2 separate regions of the Homo sapiens genome follow, and region 2 is linked to region 1. The links are chromatin contacts, found by Hi-C or POLR2A ChIA-PET in ENCODE. All regions are on one chromosome and are shown on one strand. Each heading gives the region's core, a stretch centred on a gene start or an enhancer-like site at or near the end of the contact. The rest is flanking DNA. Distances are from core to core; before and after follow the strand shown.

What was found. Hi-C counts contacts between places; a loop is a spot of excess contacts on that map. ChIA-PET counts read pairs that join two places held with the same protein, here RNA polymerase II (POLR2A). Pooled maps may share reads with other maps.
Region 2: a pooled map shows a loop between it and region 1 (3-fold over the local background). The contact joins the promoter of FAM83F here to the promoter of GRAP2 in region 1. A Hi-C loop is called at or near these places in 3 of 50 pooled maps. POLR2A ChIA-PET finds 5 or more read pairs at or near these places in 5 of 52 experiments (Panc1, T-cell, activated CD4-positive, alpha-beta T cell and 2 more).

The regions. Positions count from the first base shown.
Region 1 is chr22:39,899,308-39,902,551 of GRCh38, forward strand. GRAP2 (GRB2 related adaptor protein 2) reads left to right here and starts at 1,777. Exons shown (of 8, transcript NM_004810.4): 1 at 1,777-2,023.
Region 2 is chr22:39,993,214-39,996,264 of GRCh38, forward strand. FAM83F (family with sequence similarity 83 member F) reads left to right here and starts at 1,741. Exons shown (of 5, transcript NM_138435.4): 1 at 1,741-2,318. The coding sequence starts at 1,830. LOC124905155 reads left to right here. Exons shown (of 2, transcript XM_047441700.1): 2 at 1,135-1,555. The coding sequence ends at 1,555. RefSeq lists an enhancer at 1,456-2,089 and a silencer at 1,664-1,783.

The sequences.
Region 1 (3,244 bases), core at 527-3,026:
AACACCATGATACTTTCCATGTAACACCATTCAACATTTTCCCTTCGCTCCCACTCCCCAACCATAGAATTTTAGGGACTCCTTTAACCATTTCAAAACCATCGACTTGGGAGCTATCAAAGAATAAGGACTGTAGCCAGAGGATTTCAGCATTTAAAAACTTGGCAATAGAGCTGTTCAGTGTAATGATCCAAGAAGGTCCTTAGAAGGCTGAATAATTCTGAGGTCAAGGTTGAGACGTTATTATTTTTAAAGTAGCAAGATGTTGTTATTTTTAAATTTTATCTTTATAATGTGGAAATAGCAGAGATCCTTTTCAGATATAACCAGGATTTAAGAAAATTTGACAAAGTTGCATTAATAAAAAGAAAGCCTGTTATTAAGGAGCTACAGGGCCGGGTGCGGTGGCTCATGCCTGTAATCCCAGCACTTTGGGAGGTTGAGGCGGGCGGATCATCTGAGTTCAGGAGTTCAAGACCAGCCTGGCCGACATGGTGAAACCCCATCTCTACTAAAAATACAAAAAAAATTAGCCAGGCATGGTGGCAGGTACCTGTAATCCCAGCTACTTGGGAGGCTGAAGCAAGAGAATCACTTGTACTCGGGAGACGGAGGTTGCAGTGAGCCAAGATCATGCCATTGCACTCCAGCCTGGGCAAGAAGAGTGAAACTCCGTCTCAAAAAAAAAAAGGAGTTATGGATAGAAAATTACTTCCTTTAACTCATTCGACAAATATTTACTGAGCATTTTCTGTCACCTTGACACTTTGCTGATTCTTCTTTTCTATTTCAATAAAAATGTTGGGCAATTATAACCAAGGAAAAGGTTTTAAGAAAGTAAATTTTAAGCAAGGTTTAGATATAAAGAAGCAAAGAGATGGAAAAGGATGCCGTTTCACATTGCAGAAAAAGTTTAAATTTTAGAACCCCAAATTGAATCTCTCCTTGACACTCTCCTCTTGGTATTCCAGGGATTAATGCTAGGAACATCCCAGTGAGCCAACATTTCCCTCCTCATCTTGGATCCAGTCCCCAAACTCTGAATGGTGCCACTTAGCAAGTAGCAATGTCTCTAATTTTCTGTAAAAGATGCAACGTTGGCAATCCATTTTCTAGCAAGAGCAAAGAGAAAGGAAGAGGCCTTCACAAGTTGCAGTTGATATAGGGGGAAGGGTGAGTGGTACATTTAAAGGTAAGAACTAAGGAAGTTGAAGGTAACAAAACTCAAGGTCAATGGAAAGTCTTAAATCCCAGAAAGCCTTCAGTCTAAGACTCAACAGAAATTGAAGTCCCAGAAATTGAAGGAACTGGTTCCACCTCATGCTGGACTGTGGCAAACCTGGGGTGAGAATGCATCCCAGCTCAGAATGTTTCTTCTTTTTTTGTCAAGAGTAATATTAGAGGCTGAGTGTATGAACAAAGCATCTTTCCTGGGATTTTAACATTGTGAGTGATCGAGGGTGCTCTTAAATAAGTTCCCCCAAGAAGCCCTAATGTTCCTCTGGATGCATGATTATACTAAGAGAATAAGAGTTTTCCTTAAGATCAGCTTGCTGATGGACCATATCAAGAACTATAAATTTTCTTATGTGAACACAAGTGTTCAGGGGGGATATTGTTAAAACTGAAACCAAGCATAAAGAAGCAAAAGTGTTTCAGTGAACCTCCTGCATTTTAGTTCAACTCTGGCAGCAAGAAAACAAAACCACATAATCTAAGGCTCACGCCCAACTCTCCGAAGCCCCATATGTGCTAGTTCCTGTGTGGTTTGCCTACAGACTGCAGGGCTGACTAGGGTTAGTTTGGAGGAGGGAGTAAGAGGTGGGGAGGAGGAGGCACAGTTAATGGATCTGTAAACTTGCACCCTCTTTCAGAGTGGTACATGGAAGACAGCACAAAGTGGATCCATACTCTGAAATGCAGTAACTCTGATGCTTGAATTTGTCTCCCTTCTTGCCAGAAAGGATTCTAATAACTCGGTGTCAAAGCCAAGACATAAACTCAACCCCTTCTCTTCCAAAAGGTATGTCATTATACAACATCTGTACATATACTCTAGAAACTTTGAACAGTTTTATAATTTGCAGAATGTTCTGTATGAGTTAATTAAAATGAATCTCACTAGTTCTCTAAATATTGCTTTTAAGTCCCATCAGCTAAGGTCTCTAAACCTTTTGCTGTGACAATGTTTGTGGTGATGGGATTTGACTTCTATCAAATGAACTGGGAGAACACTTGTTCCTTACCCAGTCCATAACACAAAAATCTCCACAAACTGGCTTCAGAAGCATCTCAGGGAAAGATTTTCGACCTTGGGATCATGGAGGTAAAATTCCACTTCACCATGGTCAGAATTTAATCCAAATTGGAAGGGATTGGAGGGGGTGGTAGAGGGCTGAGCAGTGATGAATGAACACTAGCACTCTGAGGTCAGGATTTCTCTCTTTGCTTGAATTTCTAGTTCTGTTCGCATTTTTGTTACCTGTACAAAGGACACCAGTTTTCATTCCTTTACGAAAAGAAAACTTTATGTTGAAGTGTATTTTGGAAGGGTATTGTCTCTCTTCGTACTAGCCGTTAGGCTCCATCCCTATGACTGTCTCTGGTTTAGGCGTCCAGTCTGAAGATAGCTGCTTTGTGTTCTTTGTCCCAACTCTTCCTGAACGTGAGGATTGAACATACCAACCAAAGGTTTCACTAATTTAAAATGTACTGTATTGCCCTGACAGGTATACTGTCAAAAAAAATTTACCGTATTTATCTACCTGGAATTAGGCCTTCTTAATAAAGTGTATGCAGCATAATTTGCACACTATTGAACATACACATCCCTAGATAAACTAGGAGTGGGAAGTGTTTTAGATCTAAACATCCAATGGGAAAAATTTCGTGTGTTCTCGTTATGTTATCTGAGGATGGGAAACTTCAGGTCGCAGAATCTTTTGTTCTATGCAGCAATGTTTGTCATAAACGGTTTAGTTCTTTAGTGGCTCCTTTTTGTTTCTTATTTTTGGTTTCGGAAAGAGTATTTAGCAGAAGTTACTCTCCTTTAACAATCCAGTATTTTATGTAAAACTTTATAGAATAATTTTATAGTGATTCTCTTTACAAAACCATCTGCTATTAAATAAGGAACACTGTGTAAATAGAGGACCACCTAAGTATATTTAATTTTCAAATACGAAAAAAATCTGACTCATACCCTTTTTTGTTTTTTTGTAAAAGAGAGGTGGCCCTATATTAT
Region 2 (3,051 bases), core at 491-2,990, 94 kb after region 1:
AGGTTGCAGTGAGCCAAGATTGCACCACGGCACTGTAACCTGGTCGACAGAGTGAGACTCCGTCTCAAACAAAACAAAGTAAAACAAAACAAAATAAACAAAAAAAGCCCAAAGAAACCACTCTCATTACTCCTATCCTCTTCTGTGTTTGTCTGTCTCTCCCACTGCCCTGAGCTCCTGTGTGTCTCCAGACTATTGAGTCTGGCATCTTGTAGGGCGTCAAGTCGTAATAAACTAAGTGCTCTCCCATCTAAGGACACAATCTGTCTATATGTACTTAAGAGTGGAGCATTACCAGGAGTGAAGCTTTCCAGTTCCCAAGAGGGGTAAAGGACAAGTGAGGTGATGGACACCTTGCTGCTCACCACTCCCAATCTTTGGGCTGACACAGGATGCCAGAACTGATTATTGTAAAAAAAAAAATAATAATAACAATAATGTGCAGACATTTGAAAATCTAACTCTCATTTTTTCCAGAGCATGAAAGGAAGGCCTAGAAATGGTAAGTGACCTTTTCAAATCCCCTGGGGTGAAAACCAGGTCCCCAATAACCTGTCGTTTCACAAGAAAAGGAGAAAGGGTAAAGGCGGCCGTGATGTCAGCGAAAGACCTCCAAGACAGAAAACCTTGCAGTCCCCGTGCTCTGCCTCTTTCACGGGAGACCTGGGCAACGCACACGTTGCTAGGCCTCAATTTCTTCAACTGTAAAATGAGGGGGTTGGAGGAGCTTGAAAAGCTCCTTCCAGCTCTGAGATGCTGCGCTATAAAGTGAGAGAAATGTGAACCTTTAGTTGTTATGATCTGAAAATATTTTGAATGTGGAGAATCAAATTGTAGAGCAGTGCATGAACAACATAATATGTTAATGACTAAGACGATTGTATTTAATCCGATGGGAAACAGCAGAGCTGCTGCCACCGCTGCTGTGTGTGTGCGTGTGTGTGGTGTGCACGCACGTGCGGTTTCCTTCCTTGAGCTCAAACATACATTTTGAATCACTAATATAGTAATCATGTCTCTGGCAGCCTATCTTGCCCAAACACACACGGAGAGACACCACACACCCTACTTCAAATTAAGGTGGGGGCGGGGGGAATTCCACTGCTGCTCTTTACATCATTTCTGTTTGGATAGCTATTTTTTAAAAGAAAGTTTTACAGTGAAGGTGTTGGACTCCCAGCCCAGAAGGGCTCTGATCTCAGAACTGGGACGCAAGGGTGGGGAGCTCGAGCTCTCATTAGCATTTCGCTTTTGCACACCCCCTGCCCGCTCCTCAGCCGTCACAATCCCGTCCTGCAGCAGGCCCCCCCACCAACACCGGACCCTCGACGGGGAAGGGGTCAGCTCGGCGGCCCCAGAGGCCACTGGGCCAGAACACGTGCTCCGGACTCCACGTGCGCGGAAAATGAACTCGTACCCGCGACGCGGCCGGCGGGGGCGGATGGCAGCGAGGGCCGGACAGCGAACCTTTACCCCGCGGAGGAGTCGGGGCCGGAGCCCGCACGTGGGTCTGCGACGGCCCCGCCCCCTGGGGGCGTCCCCTCAGGGACTCTAGCCCCGGCTGGTGGGCCCTGCAGGCCCGGGCCCGACCGCGTCCGCCAGGCCGCCCGGAGGTCCCGGCGAGCCCGGCGGAGGCGGCGGCCCCTCCCCGCCCGACGGCCACGCCCGCGCGGATTGGCCGCTCCCCGACGGCGGGGCGGGGCGGGACGGGCCGGGGCAGAGCTCGCGGCCAGGTGAGGCGCCCCGCCCCTCGGCGGCTCCAGGTGCGGCTGTGGGACCTCGGACCGCGGCGGGGCCGGGGCCAGGGCCGGGGCCGGGGCCGGGGCGCCATGGCCGAGTCCCAGCTGAACTGCCTGGACGAGGCGCACGTGAACGAGAAGGTGACCGAGGCGCAGGCCGCCTTCTACTACTGCGAGCGGCGGCGGGCCGCGCTGGAGGCGCTGCTGGGCGGCGGCGAGCAGGCCTACCGCGAGCGGCTCAAGGAGGAGCAGCTGCGGGACTTCCTCTCCAGCCCGGAGCGCCAGGCCCTGCGGGCCGCCTGGAGCCCCTACGAGGACGCCGTCCCCGCCGCCAACGCCCGGGGCAAGAGCAAGGCCAAGGCCAAGGCCCCCGCGCCGGCGCCGGCTGAGTCCGGCGAGTCCCTGGCCTACTGGCCCGACCGTTCCGACACCGAGGTGCCTCCTCTGGACCTGGGCTGGACGGACACTGGTTTCTACCGCGGCGTGAGCCGGGTCACGCTCTTCACCCACCCGCCCAAGGACGAGAAGGCGCCGCACCTCAAGCAGGTGGTCAGGCAGATGATCCAACAGGCCCAGAAGGTAGGCCCCCGCCTTCGCCCCCACACCGCTGGGACCTCGGCCCCAGTCCCCTGGACCGGGCCCCACCTCCCAGGCAGGGCCCGGGGCAGGCCGCCCTGAGCACCCTCTGGAAAATGGGCCCCAACCCGCCCCTACTTCCTGGGGCTGCAGTGAGGCCTGTAGAGCGAATGGCTGGGAACGTGTTTGGCAAATTACAAGGTGCTGGACAGATGTCAGCCGTCGGTATTCCAGCGTTCAGAGGCACTGGCTCTGCTCTGTACTTCTGAAACTTCCCTGTCCAGCCTTCCTCCCCAGGGAAGACTGGGGGCCGAGGCCCTGTGGTTAAAATGCACCACTCAAAGGTCTTGATGATAACCTACGTGCTGCCCAGAACATATCCCGAGCCGCTTTCTCATGTGATCGTCAAAACAACTTCAGGGAGTGGGTGGCGGTGACCTTCCCGGTCCCACCTCTGCCATGCTGCTCCTTGGACCACCCCTCTCCTCCCATAGTCAAAGCTGAGCTGGCGCCCTCACAGTCACAGCCTCTCCTGGGCCGGGTACTAGGCCCCAGCTGCCTGGAATGAATGGGGGACGGGGTATATTGAGGACCTACTGTGTGCCTGGCCCTGTGCTGGGCGCCTTGGCACAGCAGGTCACCTGACTCGGCAGCTCAGGAAAGGGCTCCTACTTAGCATATGTGTCCTGCTTGAGAGTTGGAAGGAGGGGCTGTTTCCAGGGTGGCTGGTGAGGCC